2 separate regions of the Homo sapiens genome follow, and region 1 is linked to region 2. Evidence: read pairs that join two places in POLR2A ChIA-PET (ENCODE). Cell type or tissue: PC-3. All regions are shown on one strand.

Region 1 (4,000 bases), 900 kb after region 2:
TATGGAGCCATTATCCTACTATGGAGAGATAACTATGGTTAATATTTTGTACATGTTTCCAAACTTTTCTCTGAGTATATGTATACAATTTCCTTTAAAAAATAGACTCCTACTATATTTACCACTTATGCTATATCTGCCTTATTATAATTTTACATATTAATACATCTAGTTTTTACCATCATTTAATAAATGCATAGTGCTTTATCATTTGGATGATTCACATTTTATGTAACAAGTCTCTTGCTTTGTGGTGGTGTTATGAACAGCAGTTTTAGAAACTTTCTGTTTTTTTGAGACAGGGTCTCACTCTATTGTCCAGGCTAGAATGCAGTGCAGCTCACTGCAACCTTGACCTCACGGGCTCAAGAGATCCTCCCACCTCAGCTTCCTGAGTAGCTGGCACATGCCACCATGCCCAGCTAATTTTTGTATTTTTTGTAGAGATGGGGTTGCCCTGGCTGGTCTCTAACTCCTGGGTTCAAGCAATCCTCCTGCCTTGGCCTCCCAAAGTATTGGGACTACAGGCATGAGCCATCGCACCCAGCTGTGGAACATTCTTATCCTATCTAGTCTTTGTTTATTGGATGTACTGTCTTTAATTGTGCTGCTTTTATTACAGTGTGGCTTGCCAAATTTAGCTCTTTTCCTAAATTCTTACATTACAATTAGATTTAGCTGTTTATAAGGGAAAACTCCAAGTAACAGTGTCTTTAAACACATCAGGCTTTATTTTATTTACCTGAATATGAAATCTGCAGCCTGGTGACCTGGAGCTGCTATGATGCATCACAAAGTTAGCAGAGACGTAGGCCCTGACATTCTGCTCTGTAGTTGTTTGTGTATTTGCTTCTACGTCAAGATCACTAGATGACTGTGTACTGGAGCTGCAGCCATCAAAACCCTATCCTCAGCAGTAGATAGGATGAAGTAGGGAATAAAGAGGGGCATAGTTCCCAGTAGCCAGCTTTCTTTAAGAAGGCATCTTGAGCATACCGCACAATGCTTCTATTCACATCTCACTGGCTAGAACTTAGTCACATGGCCAAACGGCAGGGGATGCTGGGAAACAGGACCTTTGAGCTGGGTATATTGTTGCCTGGACTAAAATCTTTTCTTACTTTATTACTAGGTAAGAAAAGAAGAGTAGTTATCATTTAGGCAGTTAAGGTGCTTTTGGCAGCAAGTGACAAAACTCAATTAAAAGTAACTTTTAAACAGTAAGGAAGTATATTATCTTACATGACAAGGTGGTAGAACTATTCCAGGGCTGATTTATGGAGTTGCTCAGCCACGTCGTCAAGAACCCAGGGTATCTCCTTACTTTCTAGTGTGCTCTTCCCCAGGAGGGTCTGTACCATCCTGTTATCACTCCACATAGAATATTCAGACAGGAAAGCACCTAGAAGGAGAAAAGGGTCATCCTTCTAATGCGTTCTCATTTAGGAGTAGAGCTGTCTTTCTCAGAAATCCCTAGTAAACTTCCTCTCACTTCATTAACCAGAGCTGGGGTCACAGGTCTATCCCTAAACCAATTACTGGAATGGGACCAGCAGGAAGGGTTAAGGCCAGTTGGTATTTACTCATGGAGCTGAGTCATGTGGACGGGAGGATATTTGAACAAATATAGGCTCTGCCAGGAAGGCGTGAATGGGTGTTAGGTGGGCAACCAACAGGGTCTGTCTGCCAGAGTACCTCTCTATATTCACATTTTACCCATTTTTATAGAGCCATTTTGAGCCCTTTCTGCCATATGAAGCCTTCTCTGATCTTCCTTTTCCAAGCCCCTCTTGCACTCTCTACTTCTCACCACTTAGCAGCGTATTGCATGCCTTGTTATTTCGTGCTTCAAGTGTGTCAGTGTGTACTTATCCCCTCAACTCTATTGACTTTTCTCTAAGGAAGGGCAGGGCCTGTTGTCACACTTCTATATGACCTTGGTGACAGTTACCACATTCTTGAACTTGAAATTGAGGGAGGGGTTAAGACAAAGGATTTCTTCTCATTTTGAATTGATTGATGTAAGAAACCTTATCAGTCTATATAAAAACGGAATTCTGTTGAAGTTTGTGATTAATGAACTGTCCTTATTTAAAAGAAATGAAATGAGAAATGTCCTGGGAAAACTCAATACCTCCTTTGCCATGCTTAGGGTACTTAGCCTGTAGTAAAAACTCAATAAATATTTGTTGGTTGACGTTAGCTGTATTTTTTTTTTAAAGCTGGAACATATTATTTCCTCACATGGGTGGATATTGCATGTGTTTATTGCCAGAGGGTAAATGACTAGGTTGTCAGGATAACTTTGCTCAGGAAGTATAACTGTTGCCTGGGTTTTTACTGATTTACCTCTAAAATAAAGTATTCCATGGGTTCCTGTAAGAAGTGGGAGACGCAAAGGCCAATTCGGTGCAGGTGGAACTTAAAGTTTCCGTGAATTGAATATAAAGCTCTTTAGTAGGTAGAAGAGTTCTAGATGGCCTATAAACCAAGTTTTAGCAGAAACGTACTTATTTTTTGTTAAGCATTACTGCTTTCATTGTTGTGCATTTAAATGGAAATATATAATATGAAATATGTGTGAAATAACTTCTCCCTTCTCAGCAAATGAAAGCTATTCTAAAACCTTGAGAATTTCCATAATAAGGGTTTCTTAATTCATGTATATTCTTAAAACATATAAAATTTTTACATATACTTTCATAAGAGTTATATGAAGATGCAAAAGTCTTCCCTAGTATGTGAAGAAATGGGGTAGTACATCATTAGTTGATATAGGACTGTTCTGATGTGCTTTCTTAGATGAGGTTTATACTGATAGCAACAGTGTCGAAGCAGAACTATAAAGGATGCTATTAGTTGTTAGCCCTCTTTATTCACTAAGAAAGTAACCATATCCTCCGGTCCTCTTGAAGTCAACGGTAGAAAATAACACAAAACAGGCCAGGCGCGGTGGCTCACACCTGTAATCCCAGCACTTTGGGAGGCCAAGGTGGGTGGATCATTTGAGGTCAGGAGACCAGCCTGGCCAACATGGTGAAACTCCGTCTCTACTAAAAATACAAAAATTAGCTAGGCATAGTGGCGGGCGCCTGTAATCCCAGCTACTCAAGAGGCTGAGGCAAGGGAATCGCTTGAACCTGGGAGGTAGAGGTTGCAGTCAGCCGAGATTGCACCACTGCACTCCAGCCTGGGCGACAGAGTGAGACTCCTTCTCAAAAAAAAAAAAAGGAAAAGAAAATAACACAAAACAACACTTTTTTGTTTCTAGGATTTACATTAGTTTATTTACATTGTTTTATTCCTGGGATTTACATTATTTAGGTGCTGTAGGTCTTTGGAGAAGGCACGTAGGAAACAGGCTCACATTCCTTATCTGTTAAAAAAGAAAAACAAAAAAAGCAGGAGGAGTAGGGGGCGATAAGCTTGCTTGACCCATGACACAGGGTGGTTTTGAGGGCCAGTAGGTTGAGTACCCCTTATTTGAAATACTTGGGACCATAAGTGTTTTGTATTTCAGATTTTTTCAGATTTTAGAATATTTACATCGCTTGAGCATCCTAAATCTGAATATCTGAAATTCAAAATACCCAATGAACATTTCCTTTGAGTGTCATGCATGTCAACACTCAAAAAGCTTCAAATTTTGGAGCATTTCAGATTTCACATTTTCAGATTAGGGATGCTCAACCTGTATAATAATAGGATGACGAAAATGAGAAGTACTACACAAATGATAGTTTTTTATTACATATATTGATACCAAATGCCCCTACATGGGAACCAGTGTACCTCTTTCAGTTTTTATTTCTCACAGGAGCCAACATAGTTCTGAACACATAGTCAGCCCTTGACATATTAATAAATATATGGCTCAGGACTTTAAGAAGTATGTATTTTGCTTTTTAAAACAGTTGCCAGCCGGGTGCGGTGGCTCATGCCTGTAATCCCAGCACTTTGGGAGGCCGAGGCAGGTGGATCACCTGAGGTCAGGAGTTTG
Region 2 (4,000 bases):
TGATGAAACTTAATATTTCTGACAAAACTGAAGAGTTATAAGAAATATAAAATATATTAAAAGTTAACAAATTCCTATTTTAAAAATTCTAACAAACACATTTCCTAGATATTCCATAATTTTTCAAATTCAGCCACAAAGCAAAAGATACAATATATAAAAATTTGGAAGTATTATTCTTCATTTTTAGTAACAAAGCTTAAACATCAAACATCAAAACTACTCTTTCTTCCATTATTACCCTCTCAGTCCCAAAAATATAATCTTTGATCTTTGTCAATCCATTAAAATTGGGAATTCTCTCTCTTTGACATTCTTTAAAATAACTTGAACATTTTAAACTTTAAAAATGAAAGCATATGCTTGTCTTCAAAGAACATCCTGAAACATACAAATATAATAGCTGATGTGTGACACTACTACTTTAAGGAGTGGAGGTGCATACTGTTGATTCTCTCAATATTTTTGGGTGAAGTAAAGAGAACATGTTATTGTATCTGCCACCTAGACAAGATCTGAATCCATGTAAATATCAAAAACAAGACAGTACAAATAATATGTAAGACTGCCTGATCTAAATTCTGAAATGGATCGTTCAGATAAATATCTGCCACCAAATTCTTAAGGCTTCTGAATAACTAGTTATAGGAACAAATAATCTTTCTTCATTTTTAACAAGTAAAAAGGAGGAAAAGATGGCCTGGTTAGTCATATATATCTTCACAAAATTAATATCAATGTGAAAACTGCTACTATATCAAACATACAATGCCAGCAGGTCACTCTAATTTTCACTTGCAGAAGTACTAAAAGTATAAAATAACAAGAAATGGAGCAATGAGGTAACAGGATGCATTTTCTTTTCTCTTTTTCCCTAGAAGCAGTCTAAAATTCATCCAGAATCAGGAAGATCTAGAGTACGTGGTTACACTAAATTACTGTCCCAAAAATCTGACCCAGCTCAAGGTCACATTTAGGAAAGGGGATTCTAAGATAATGAGGAATTCCAGGAATTTGGAATTATATTAGGTCCTAGAATCGGACTCTGAATTGCCTGTCTTCTACTCTCCTCAGCCCCCTGAAATCCCACCTATTTCTTCATTTATTTGTTCATTCATCTTTTCATGTCTGTAATTCATGAATTTCTATTAGTTGCCAGGAACTCTTCCATAAATAGGCATCACTTCTGCCCCTAAAAGGCCTAACTCAAAGGTCTCCTTGTCTATAACTTCTACTTGACCCTTCTCTTCATTAAGTCTAACCTCTCACTATACAAAAATAAATTTCTCTTTTTTCTGGGTTCTCATACCTTTTTGTTCATGACTCCATTATTTATAGCATTTATCACAAGATACAAAGTGCTGGGAGTATGGGACATCCTTGAAGACTGAGCTGTCAGCATTCTCCAGCAACACTGCTGTACCTTAATCATAAGAAAGGGATCTAGAACAGTGTTATAATCAGGAGCACAGAGTGTAAAATGAGATTACTAGCTTCTAATCCCAGCTCTAGTTGACAAGAGGAAAGTAACCTAATCTTTTTATACTTCAGTTACCTCATCCATAACATGGGGATAAAACCAGTACCAGCCTCATGGGTTGCTGTGAAGATTAAGTGAGTTAATACAAGAAAATGATTTCACATAATACCTAGTATTTGCTCAGTAAGTGTTAGCTAGCATTATTATTTATCATTATTATTATCAATAAATTAGGGTTGGGCTAATTAGTCAGTTGCGACTGGAACATTCCCTGCTCCCCATTTGGTGCCACAAACTGAGAACAGCTAGACTTTTTTAGGAAAAGTTACTCAGGTTTTCTTTCTTTTTTTCCACATTCCATTCCCTTCTGAGTTGGAGTTCATGTACAGAATGTCTTTTGAAAGGATTACTTATTAAAATAAGAAATAAAACATAAGTTTACTTAAAAAATGTCATTTGCTAATTTAGTTGGCATGTCACTATACATACAGTGTGTAATAGATTGAGTTCGAGAAATTTGAAATGACAAAAGAATAAGTGTAATTTTCATAGCAGTGGCAATGACAACTATGATATATTGGGGAGCCATCCAAATTCAACTGTAGGTTTGACCATACCATTTTCCATCAGAGTGAAAACTGAACACTCTAACACTTTTCCTTCCATTTCTTAATCACAGCAATGTTAGTATAAAGAGTATTTTTTGAGAAAAATGAAGGAAGCAACATGTAAGTTATTAAACAATAAAAGGATGTCAAATTATCTTGATCAGGAATAAGTTTATGTTCCAACTAAAAGATAATGACTATTTCTTAATAAATTTTATTATTTTATTTTATTATTTTTGAGACAGAGTTTTACTCTGTCACCCAGGCTGGAGTGCAGTGGCACAATCTCAGCTCACTGTAATCTCCAGCTCCCGGGTTCAAGTGATTCTCATGCCTCAGCCTCCTGAGTAGCTGGGACTGCAGGAATGCACCACCACACCCGGCTAATTTTTGTAGTTTTAGTAGAGTCAGGGTTTCACCATGTTGAACAGGCCAGTTTCGAACTCCTGGACTCAAGATCAGCTTGCTTTGGCCTCCCAAAGTGCTTGCAGTATAGAGTGAGCCACTGCGCCTGGCATAAATTTTATCTTATCATTATCTTTTATTTTGAAGGTTCTCTCTGGATTAACAAAATGATGCTGAAAAAAGATGATGGTTTCAGATACAGGTTGAGGCATGAGCCATTGATGCCACTGTGGAAAGATATACCTTAACATGTCCCAGTGCAGAAAAAGACAATTATTCTTCTCCTTCCTACAAGTCACATAACTCCTAAGGGAAGAACATCTTGGAATGAAGTGATCAATCTATCACAAATCACACTGTTTGGTTATGGACAGGAAAATAGAATTGGAAATGGAAGTCCACACTCAAGAGTTCCAACTACTGCATTCCTTTACTGTCTGAATTACCTTAGCTCTGAATACAGAGGAGAAAAAAAAATGCTTACAAGAATATTTGCACTTTAAATTTCACAGATAATAAATGTCATTTATTAGTCATAGCAAGATTTGTTATTCCTATTTTCCAGATGAGGAAATGAGGGTCAGAGAAGATAAGTGAACTTACTCAAGTTCACAGAACAAATAAGTGGCACAAACAGAAACAAAACTTGAGAATTTTTGATTCCATGTCCTGGAGGGTCTCACTTATTCCTCAAGCTGCTTTAATTTATACTGAAGACTTTGATGCTCAGGTTGTCTCCCTCTTCAACATGACGGAAAAAGTACAGTTTATCCTCAGTAACACCTAAGAACTTATATATTTTTTCCCCTTGAATTTTCATTTTTACTTTGGCTGGGAATGTACGTATCCTTTTATTGATTTATTTGTTCAACAAGCATTCATTAATCTCTGGTTATGTACCCAGTTTATGAGTCAGAATAAAGGTTACACAAAAGTTTCAGGAAAGGAATAAATCTATACATTTAATCAACATGAATCACAAATATCTAAGAAGTTTCTCCCCCTCCTCTCATTCAAATAATTATAAGCCTTCTGTCACCTTTTGATTGTTTAGAGATCAATTATCTATTTTATCAATTATTTTATTTTTATTTAACCTAAATCTCAATGATCTGAAAAGTGACTGGTATACTTCTTTGATTTTTAACATGAGCTCTGAGACTACAAGTGAATTTCAACATTGGTTTAAGCAAAACATAATTGGCATGGTTATGTTTACTAAAGAAAATTAATGATTATTATCATAACTATTATTTGCCTCCAGTTTAAGATGAGAAAGATGAGGTCTAGAATTATTCAAGTTTACACAAACAGCAAGTTGAAGAACCAGGACTTGAACAAAGATGTTTTCATTAAACTAGTTAGCATTTAACTGGTAATTTCCTTGATGTAACCGGAGAATGAAAAGAGCGCTAGAATACGAAAAAGCTCAAATATAAAATATGGGCAGCCAGCCTCTTGAGGAAAATACCCAGATTTCTTTATTCAAAGGGATGTCTAGAATCTA

Evidence for each region. ChIA-PET counts read pairs that join two places held together with the same protein. Peaks named below come from ENCODE experiments on the same cell type or tissue, not always from the same donor. Only the 100,000 strongest peaks of a DNase experiment are listed, where the experiment ranks them.
Region 1: POLR2A ChIA-PET joins it to region 2 with 7 read pairs; 1 of 35 experiments calls an interaction of 5 or more read pairs at or near these places.

What each region holds. Positions count from the first base shown.
Region 1 is chr11:27,399,738-27,403,737 of GRCh38, reverse strand. The region is part of intron 2 of LGR4 (leucine rich repeat containing G protein-coupled receptor 4); the gene reads left to right. Among named protein-coding and RNA genes, the nearest start is that of CCDC34, 39 kb to the right of the region's middle. In PC-3, no CTCF peak of the experiment used is centred here; DNase peaks (open chromatin) are centred at 1,587 and 1,887; H3K4me3 peaks cover 1,533 bases; H3K27ac peaks cover 2,824 bases.
Region 2 is chr11:28,303,042-28,307,041 of GRCh38, reverse strand. The region is part of intron 6 of METTL15 (methyltransferase 15, mitochondrial 12S rRNA N4-cytidine); the gene reads right to left. Among named protein-coding and RNA genes, the nearest start is that of MIR8068, 170 kb to the left of the region's middle. In PC-3, no CTCF peak of the experiment used is centred here; no DNase peak of the experiment used is centred here; H3K27ac peaks cover 1,615 bases.